Linked DNA regions of Mus musculus: region 2 is linked to region 1. The links are chromatin loops, found by intact Hi-C in ENCODE. Cell type or tissue: left cerebral cortex. All regions are shown on one strand. Each heading gives the region's core, and the rest is flanking DNA. Links, peaks and the distances in the headings are about the cores only. Region 1 overlaps Cert1 (ceramide transporter 1). Region 2 overlaps Ankdd1b (ankyrin repeat and death domain containing 1B).

Evidence for each region. Peaks named below come from ENCODE experiments on the same cell type or tissue, not always from the same donor. Only the 100,000 strongest peaks of a DNase experiment are listed, where the experiment ranks them.
Region 2: it touches region 1 in a loop (8-fold over the local background); 36 of 42 quality-filtered maps call a loop at or near these places.

The regions. Positions count from the first base shown.
Region 1 is chr13:96,591,148-96,596,528 of GRCm38, reverse strand. The region is part of intron 3 of Cert1 (ceramide transporter 1); the gene reads right to left. Among named protein-coding and RNA genes, the nearest start is that of Gm46436, 22 kb to the right of the region's middle. In left cerebral cortex, for the core only: a CTCF peak has its summit at 2,676 (motif pointing right); a DNase peak (open chromatin) is centred at 2,715; H3K27ac peaks cover 733 bases.
Region 2 is chr13:96,429,237-96,434,617 of GRCm38, reverse strand. Ankdd1b (ankyrin repeat and death domain containing 1B) reads left to right here. Exons shown (of 15, transcript NM_001369169.1): 10 at 1,218-1,316; 11 at 4,734-4,832. Among named protein-coding and RNA genes, the nearest start is that of Ankdd1b, 39 kb to the left of the region's middle. In left cerebral cortex, for the core only: a CTCF peak has its summit at 2,689 (motif pointing left); a DNase peak (open chromatin) is centred at 2,693.

The sequences.
Region 1 (5,381 bases), core at 309-5,308:
AAACTGCAAATAAACTAAAATCAGTAAAAAATTAGAGAATATAAATAAGCCTGTAAGTCCATTTGAGTATCACAGGATCACACCAAAAGGAACCTGTAATTACAGCAATCATGGAGCTGACAGAGTAAGGCTTCTTATCTCTTAATGATATCCACTGGTAGAATATAAATCCTACAGGTAGGTGTTCCACTTGCCCTTAAGGCTGTTTGAGTTTTTTCTTCTGTTTTCACAAGAATACTAACTTGTAAGTTTAGTATTTCTACATTTTACTAGAATGGGTTTGGTAATTGCCGAAGACTGAAATTAGAAATAAGAAAATCTGTTAACAGACAACAAAATCTAAAGACTTTCAGAAATTAAGTATCGCAGATATCTATGAGAGTCATTTCTAAGCAGAAATTAAATAAAACAGCTCTCTACAATTTACAGTCCAATTTTAAAGATACAAATTATAGACATTTTAAAAATATTCAAAATTCAACAATGTGGCCTTGAAATGCAAATGAATCCACTCTTCTCGGTTTTTGCTCACACCCAGAAGTCTCGGGCAGAGAAGTAAATGGTAGTGAGGCTTTTGAAGGCCTTGTTATCAAACAAGGAAAAGCTTTACTAAAGGTTTCTCACACTACAGCTTCTAGAGCTTCTCTTTCTCCAAGCTCCAGTATCTTAAAACAGGCAATACCATCTTATGACAAGGACATGATAAAACCAGATTCTACTACAATACTGGTGTAATATATGTTAAATCATGAATAACACATGGATGTTCATTATGATTAGAGTATTTGTCTTTAATAACTTCCCTAAAATAAATTCCATGATAAATTATGAAAATCAGTCTAGTAAACGAACAAATCCTAATTTCATTGTTACTCAATATAAATAATGAAGATTTGTTGTTCTAGATCTGTTAATTGCAATAGTTTTAACAAAAATGAGAGCTGTAGAATAAAATATCAAGAACAGTCACATATTAAAGGAATAGCTAGACAGCCACTTTAATACATAAACATAGTGCTCTAAATTGATTTTCTATTTCTTTCAAGTCAAATCTACCAAAGATGCCAATATGAAAAGAAAACCTTTGTTAGACAAGTAAAAATTCTAAATGAATAGTAATTTTGCGTACAACAATCAAAGCAACATTAATTTGAATTTGAAATATCTGCTTTTTTTTTTGAGGGAAGAGTATGGTAGAGGTAGAAGAAAATGGGGAGAAATTACAGTCACTATAACAACACAGTGTTCCGCTCACTGGTGCTGCTTTAGGGCTAATCCTTGAAAGGAATGCTGGTCTTTCCATCTCTCTCATTCTCCCACAGGAAAGAAGCTGAACTCACAACCTTTAATCACCTACCTATGAGTATTGTGAAAATCCCCAGTTCTACCCAGATATAACCAGTTACAAAAGGGAGGCCTTTCCTTTCCTTTCCTTTCCTTTCCTTTCCTTTCCTTTCCCAATATTTGCTTTAGGACACCTCCCAGCCCTTTCAGGGGAGGCTGCAAGGCAGAGGGTGGACATGGAGGGACCGGGAGATGAGAGCAATTGGGGGACATGGTGTGAAATTCACAAAGACTCAATACAAAGGAAAAAAAAAAGAGTCCCCCTCTCATTGGGGCTATGGAACCTGAAGAGGTTACCTCCTGCAGCCTTGCAGGAACCCCAGTGGAGCAATACAGACACCAACCTACCCACAAAAATTTCAACCCAAAATTTATCCTGTCTACAAGAAATATAGGCACAGGGGATGAGCAGAGACTGAGGGACTGGCCAACCAATAACCAGCCCAACTTAAGACCCATCCCATGGGCAAGCACCACTCCCTAACACTATTAATGATACTGTTATGCCTGCAGGCAGGAGCCTAGCATGGCTGCTCTGAGAGGCTCCACACAGCGGCTGACTTGGACAGATGCAGAGACCCACAGCCAACAGTGGATGGAGCTTGGGATCTCTTACGGAAGAGCAGGGGAAGGATGGCAGACCAAAGGGGACAGGACTCCACAGGAGCCCAACAGAGTCAACTAACCTGGACCCTTGGGGCTCTCAGAGTTTGAATCACCAACCAAAGAGCATACATGGGCTGGACCTAGGCCTCCCACATATATGTAGCAGATGTGCAGCTTGGACTTTGGGTGGATCTTGAACAACTGGAGCAGAGGCTATCCCTAAAGCTGTTGCCTGTCTGTGGGATACGTTCTTTGAGCTGGGCTGCCTTGTCTGGCCTCAGTGGGAGAGGACGCGCCTAGCCTTGCAGACACTTGATGTGTCAGGGTAGGGTGATCCTTAGGGGGCCCTATCTGCTCGGAAAAGGGAAAGGGGGTGAGTATTGTTGGAAGGGGTGCCAAGGAGGCAGGCAGTGAATGGAATGTAAAGTGAATCAGTTAAAAAAAAAAAAGTCCCCCTTTCACTGTCCTGCAACACAAACCTCTTCTTTCTCAACTTTGCCAGAGTTTAAAATGACAGCTGGCTAGGGATACATTACAAGTTACAAATATCATATATAAGACATGGTTTCTCTCTAAATATCACAGTAATGAGATTATGCCTACATTATATTTAAACATTCAATCCTTACAAAAAGAAAACAGAAAAACAATGACAAAAACAAATCAAAAACGAAAACCTCCAAACAAAAAAATTAAAAAAACAAACAAACTGAAACTGCTCTTCTGTCCAGTAGAGGGAGCCATTAGCATACTACTCAGATTGTATGCCTGGAAAGCTGACAGGGGTTACTACTGGTCAAAGAACTATCTTAACCTTTAGACTAATTCCTTTATCCTATGTGCTTGGGATTTTTAGATTTCAGAATATTATAATTAAATCACACAGTTCAAAGCTATGAACTTAATAAAATAGTAGAACTGTCTACAAACTTACTTATCTTAAAGTTACTAGGCCAGTTTGATAGTTTAACTATATGGAAGATAAATTTAACTATCATTTTGCATCATTAAATCATCTAAGCCCTAAAAGTGGCATATAAATATACTAAATATTGAATTTAAAATTGTAAAGCATTTTCTTTAAATAATTTTTCCTATTAATGATCACTATCAAGCAATACAGCAAAGAAAAAGGCAAACATTTCCATATGGTGTCAAAAATTACCTAGTCATGATTTAAATTAAGGGAAAAGAGAAAATACAAAAATATTAACATCAAAATATAGGACTTTTTCTGAAATGGAAATTCTAAAAAGCCCAAGCAGCTGAACTGCAACATCCATCAGTCTGGGACCCATGTTATAAGAAGACAAACCTTATAGGAAGCAAGATGCTGTATCTTAAGAGAGAATGGATATGAGTGGCTGGACAGATGCTTCAGTAGTCAACAACCATCCTAACTCCAACTTCAGGAACTAAACACCTTATTCTGGCTTTCAGTGACACCGCACTAACATGCCATACCCCACCCTCACATAATTAAAAAACTCCAAACATCTTTTTAAATAGTATGTTTTAACACATTTACTCCAGAAAGCATCACTGAAAATCATACAATGGGAAAAGCAACAGTAAAGGCAAAGAGGTAGGGCTCCTTTGGACAGTGAGTGTTGTTCCTAACTCCTTTGCTATCCTCACTGTATGACTGGACTTTATACACTGTGTTCAGAGTCACAACACTGCTTAGAAAAGGATCTGGGATTCAATTCCAGATTCATGTGCCCATCTCTAACATTTCCTCCAGGTATCCTGGTGATGGACTCCAGACTCTTAGACAAAGGCTTGGAAAGTATTGGAAGTCCTGGCAGACTGACAAGGGACCAGTTCAACAGCTGAGGTGCAACTGGGCAGGAAAAGAATAGGAAATGAAAGGGTTGAGGCAATGAGGGAAAGACAAAAGGGAAGGGGTAAGGGAGAGTCAGAGCTGGTAAAATACTCTAAGGACAAAGAAAAGCCCGTGCAGGCCCTGACCCTCAGATCTCAAGCTAAGTGCTGTAATACCCTGATTCTGATACCCAAGGCCTGCACAGAGTTCAGAATCCCAAGGGTCTCCTGCTGCTGCTGCTTCATACTTACGTACTGTCACAAATTGCTACTGTCAAGTCAATGAAGGAAACGAAAGCTCTTAAAGACCAGTATTTTTTGTCCACCTTGAGTATCTCATCCATCCATAAGCTCTACACAGGTAGAATAAAAAAATCCTCATCGAGGGGACTGGGAGACAGACTGATGCACAGGTTTCTAACCACTTTGATTTTGTCCTCCTACAATTTCTCCCCTGTGTACTCAGGCTGAAGAATAGCAATCTATTTCTTTTATTTCTTGTTACATAGTGTTGATCTCAGCATTTCCCATCTGACCTTTCCCACAGTACTTAAATAGGGTCTTGTTAACAGCAGATACACAACTGCATAGAATGTTAACCTCTTTTCATTTACTCTTAAATATTTTATATCAGTAATACAATAAAATAAGTCTTTTGCTCTAGCATGTGTTTGTGGGTTTATTCCTGTTTTGAAATATGAATCAAGATGAATGTTTTTAAGTGCACAATTCAATACACACACACACACACACACACATTGTTGTACCAACAAACTCCAGACACTTCATCGTGTGAAACGGAAACTCCGTATGCGTTAACCAGCAGCACAGCATTTCTCCCTCCTTTCAACTGTGGTAACTACAACTGTGGCTCTAAGCTTGTCTCCTTACACACTGACCTTCAAGACTACTTAAAATCATCATTAAGTCCTTTGTCCATTGCTGAACTGTTTTTAATATTGTAGTTAGGTCTTAGAAATTCTCTGTATAAAATGGGTATTATTAGAAAATGAAAACATTTTCCCAACTACAAGTTCTTTTTTGCTCTATGAAGTGTTTTAATGCAGCAAACCTGCCAATCTTCATAATGTTGAATTTGTCTGTTTCTTTTACTGCCTGAAAAGTAGAGTTACACCTAATAAGTGACTGCCAGGATGAATGCTGTGAACATTTTGCCAAGTTTTCATGATGACCTTAGGTATTTCCTTCCTGGATGCCTGTGATGGTTTGTATATGCTCAGCCCAGGGAATGGCCCTATTAGAAGGTGTGGCCCTGTTGGAGTAGGTGTGTCACTGTGGGTGTGGGCTTTAAGACCATCATCCTAGCTGCCTGGAAGCCAGTATTCTCCTAGCAGCCTTCAGATGAGGATGTAGAACTCTCGGCAGCTCCTGTACCATGCCTGCCTTGATGATAATGGATTGAACCTCTGAACCTGTAAACCAGCCCCAATTAAATGTCCTTATAAGAGTTACCTTGGTCATGGTGTCTGATCACAGCAGTAAAACCCTAAGACAGTGCCCAACTTTTTGACATCATGATACTGTCAGTCATCTACAAAGGTACCACTTATGAGTTAAAGACAAAGCCACAAAAGAAATCTCAGAAT
Region 2 (5,381 bases), core at 132-5,131, 160 kb after region 1:
TTCACCTGCTTAGCCTAATGCTTGTTTGTTTTTGGTTTTGTTTTAAGATAAGGTTTCTCTGTGTAGCTCTGGCTGTCCTGGAACTCTTAAAGATGAGGGTGGCCTTGAACTTAGAGATTTGCCTACCTCTGTCTCCTAAGCACTGGGATCAAAGGTGTGTGTCACCCCCCCAGGGTAAATGTGGGGTGCTGAGTGTTTAGTTAGTACCACATGAGGCTTCGTGGAGTGGGCTTGATGCTTATTCCCGACGGACGTTGTCTCTGCACTGGAGTGGAGCTGTAGGCTATCCCAACCAGCTTCCTTTACATGCATCCTTCCTCTCTACTCTGTCCCCAGAAACTCAGGCCAGCACTCACCCCTGTCTGCTCGCCCCTCCTACCTACTCCCGTCCTCAACTTCCTGACTCTCCCCTACTCATTTGCCCCTCTCCCTTAGTACATTGCTTCTTCCTCAGTCCTGAGTTGCCTTCTTTCCTCCCAGAGAGCTCCACAAGCCAGTGTGACTGGGTGGAGGTGAGATGGCAGGGACGTTTGAGACAGAGTATGGTGATGGACTGTGTCTGATGGTCTGAGATAGAGAGGGGAGGGTGGGAAGAAGGGGGAGGGATCAGGAGGTCCAGGTGGGGTGAGGGGATGAAGGAGCAGGCTGTTGAGACTAGTCACAGCCCACCATGGGTAGACTCCGCAGAGGAGCCCCGAGGCCCACGTAAGCAGGGACACCGCCCTGCCATGGATCTAGGGAACTTCCTGCAGCTCACATCTGTTCAGGAAATGCCGTGTATACATTTCCTCCTCTGTGGCCACTCCTTTTGTCCTTTGGCTCTCTGAAGGCTTCGAGAAGTCCTCAGTTGAGCCTTCTTAACACGTCCTTATCTGTGTTTGAGCTCAGCTGTCATTTCTTCAAGGAAGCCTTTTCTAGCTTCCAGAAGGGTTGGTCCTCCCTCGACGTACATGCCACCCCAGCACCGTTGACGTTTCCTCTAAATCACTTAAACTTTGAAACTAAATAGCTGTGTCACTTCGTTAAAAAGATAAATCTTTAGGCCCTGAAGAGCCTGGCCCTTAGTAGGTGCTTGTTGTGTCTGCCCAGAGTGACAGGCAGCCTGCAGATGGTGGTGACTGGTCAGGGCTTCCTGTGGATCTGACACTGGGTGGACTGTTGTAACTCTCAGAGATCAGGGATTTGAATGCTGAAGCTTGGTGCTTTTCTTTCTGCAGTCTAAGGAGCCCCCTCTTCACCTAGCAGTTATCAACAACCGCCCCGCAGTCGTGAACAGCTTACTAAGTGCTCGGCATGATGTTGATGTCTTAGATCAGGTAAGCAGGCTGGACACACTGTTCTCTTGTGTTTCAACATGAAATTTCCAGGTTTCAACACAACGTGTCAGCAGGAAGTTCTCTTAGGTTCAAGGTGCCTAAAACCATTCTTGGGATGAACATGTGACTCTTCTTCATTCGTTCTGTAACCTCTCTGCTGTCCCCACACTGCTGCTTTTTGCAGAGGCAAAGCTGGGATTCTGGGTGTATGTAATAAAGTTGTTCCTTTTTAATAGGCATAGTTAGGGCTTCTGATAAACAATGACAAAGCAAATTGCCAGAAGTTCTTTAAATCAAAAGCCACTCCTGCAATGTGAAATGTTGTCCTTGGCCTGAAGCTGGTCCCCATAAGAAGGAAGCTTTGTTTCCACATTAAGTATCTTCCTATGCTAGAAGGTAAAAGAGACCTCTTAGAATTAAACAAACAAACAAAAAGTTCACCAGGTAGTCAGTGGACTGGGACAGAATCAAATACCCTGTAAAAGCCACCTGTCACCAATGGAGATGAACGGGCAGAGCAGCAAGCAGTAGGCAGTTGGCTGTTTCTGCCTCTGGGGCAGCCTCTTCTAGCTGCCTCTTCCAGGGATGCAGGCAGTGGGAAGCCTTGGGGGCTGGGGGTGGGGAGCCACAAGCAGCCTCTGAGTCGCTCTTTTCCAGGCCATCCCCACCTATGCCTTCTGGATTAGGGAAAGCCTTGTGCAAGAGCACTGCTGTCCCAACCTCCCCTATGGCCATTTCCTTACCTGTTGAAACAGCACAACTGGATCCCTTCAGGTTTTTTCCAGCTCCAGCCTCTTGGTTAATTTTTGACCTGGGCAAGGAGATTTACAGGCAGTCTGTCCCTCCCTCCTCCAGACAGCCTCCCTCTCTGTGTCGCACCAGCCCACAAGCTGGGAGCCTATCTCCCTGGTTATTAAAAGTATTTGCATATTCAAACTTAGTAATGATTCAAATCTTTTCTACACAGACTAAGCCTTGTGTTCATGTATGATTTTGGCTTCTCCAGAACTGGCTTGATCCATTCTTGATCCATGCCTGCCAATCAGTTACACAATTTGACCATATCAATTCAAACTTTTGTTACATCAGTAATATACATACAAAATAATGGAATTTATATATTTTTTTGCATAAAGTATATAAAATCAGGATATACAAAAATGGTTTTTAGAAAGTAAATGTTCATTTGACCCCACTGAAGAAGGGCGGCTTTTGTTGTGGTGTTTCCTGTGTTCTTGACTTAGAGTGGTATTGTCAAAGCATGCTTTTGTTGACACAGCACACTTGTGCCTGTGTCCTGTGCTGGTGTGTTTACCTCTCTGTAGGCTTGTTGGTTCCTGTGCTGGGTGAGGAGCCCTCAGAGAGGCACACACTGCCACCTGCTGGCGGCCTTTTCTACATGCTTTCTGATGGCAGCGTGGCTTTGCCTTTTTTGGTAGGAAGAGACCTCGCGCTTCAAGCTGTTGTGCAGCTCTTGACCCAGGGAAGGGGCTTCTCTGCCTGGTGAAGGAGTGGGTCTGGATCATATCAAAGCTCCTGTCTGTACAGATGTCGTCACATCACTCCTTTCTGTAGGAGGTCGGGGTGATGATCATAGGTTACACTTTGATCTTCTTGATAGAAAGCGGCGACTCCGCTAAGAAACTCAGTCTTTTAATTCTTAATACATAATAATGTAGAAAATGGGAGAAAGAGCGAAAAACGGCAATAAAGTAGACTTTAGTCTCCCCCATCTTTAATATAATTTTTAATAGTATCAATGTATTTTTTCTTGTTTTCCCTGAGTTTATAGATTAAGCTTAGCCAGATGTAGTGTCTCCTAAAGCTTATTTTTAAAATTGATTTGTTTTCATGTTATGTGTGTTGGGTGTTTTGCCTGCATGTTTGTCTGTGCAAGGGTGTGGGGGTCTCTGGAACTGGAGTTACAGTTGTGAGCTTGTGGGTGTTGGGAATTGAACCGGGATCCTTTGGGAGATCAGCTAGTGCTCTTAACTGCTGAGCCATCTCTCCAGATCCCTCCTAAAGCTTTTAATACTATGTCATAGTTTTTCCTTTTATCAAAATCTTTGAAGCCACTTTATTATAGTAAAATGCATATAACATTAGTTACCATTTAAACTATTTTTATGTGTACAGTTCTGTGACATCACAGAACTTCCCATTTCCCAGTCCCTAAGCCCTGGGAAATGCCGTCCTTCCTGTCTATGAATTTGACTGCTCTGGGTACCTTGCACTGAAAGGAACCTTTTGCGACAAGCTCTCATTACACTTCTCAGATGGGTCCCAAACTCCTAGGCTCAATAAGTCCTTCAGCCCCAGTCTCCTGTGCAGCTGGAACTACAGATCATGACCACACCTAGCTCCTGACTTGATTTAATAGTTGCCAAGCATTCCTATATACTTATATATAGTTTATATAATGTCTCATTACCAAACGTGTAACTAACTGTATGAGGTGGGGCATAGTAAAGAAAGTGCTGATGTGACCACTTCATTAGTGGGGGTATTGTGAATGTGTGTGTCTGTGTGTGTGTGTGTGTGTGTGTGTGTGAGAGAGAGAGAGAGAGAGAGAGAGAGAGAGAGAGAGAGAACATTCAGAAACGTCTGGAAGAATCTAGAGCAGAGAGAAAAGAAAACAGACTGGACATGGCCAGGGCCATCTGTGGGAGAGTGCGAGAGCATGCTGGGGGAGAATAGTGGACAGCCAGAGAGCAGAGAATAGCCAGAAACAGAGGACAGAGCACAGAGAGAACAAGGGGGTGGGGGTGGGGGTGGGGTAGAGGAAGAGAGCGAGAGAATCATGCGGATTCTAAGGAGCGTTAGTAGCTGAGGGGAAGAGGGTGTGGAGTGGGAAGGGCCAGGACCTGTGTAACAGGTACTTGCGACACTGAGGGAGCCTGGAGGCCAGGTGGGCTTTGATACGTGGATGGATAGGTGCCTCAGGTAGCCATATGTCCCTTCTGCCAGAGATGAGGGAAATGACTCCTGTGGTAGTGGGTACCTGTCTCACAAGTCCCAGGCTTTTATCTAGAAATGCTCACACAGTGCAGCTTGAGGTCATTTCTGGATGTTGGGGCTGCCCATGACCTAACCATAACTTGTCTTTTTTTAAAGATTTATTTATTTATTTTATGTCTATGAGTGCACTGTAGCTGTACAGATGGTTGTGAGCCACCATGTGGTTGCTAGGAATTGAACTCAGGACCTTTGGAAGAAGTCAGTCCTCTTAGCCACTGAGCCATCTCACCAGCCCCTAACCATGACTTCCTCCCATCTTTCAATATTTTAAATTCTGCTGCAACAACTGTCCCCTGTGCCCCCACATGAGGATATGTACTTTACACATTTTCCCCCCAAAACCTGTATGGCATTCTCTCCTGCATGTGCTTCCATGACAGTTTACTTCTCTCATGGCAGAGGCGGCAGACCCCTCTGCACGTAGCTGCTGATCTTGGAAATGTGGAGCTGGTGGAGACACTGCTGAAGGCTGGCTGCAACCTGAAAATCACTGACAAGGTAGTCACCCTGGCTGCCCTGTTTTTTGAGATGTCAGTGGAGATTTCGCTATTGGCTGCCATGTACAATAGGAACATCAGAATTCCTGAGATGGGCATGAACTGCATCTTCATAGGCAGGAACACACTTACATTGTCTATCTATCTATCTATCTATCTATCTATCTATCTATCTATCTATCTATCTATCTATCTATCTATCTGTGTATGCTTGCGTGAGAGTGTGTATGTATGAGTGTGAGTGTGTGTGTGTGTGTGTGTGTGTGTGTGTGTGTAGCACATGGAGGCCTGGAGGCCAGTGGTTAACGTCAGGACTGCTTTCTATCTTATGTCTTTGAAACAGGATCTCTCACTGAGTCCAGAGCTTTCAATTTAGCTAGACTGGTTGACCAGCAAGCCCCAGGGATCCTCTTGCCTGTCTTCTCAGCCCTGGATTACATGGCCAAGTCTTTCACACTGTGGCTTGCGTGGTAAGCACCTTATTAACTGAAGCCAGCTCCCTAGCCCTACATCTCAATTTTTTTAAAGATTTACTAATTTTAATTAATTA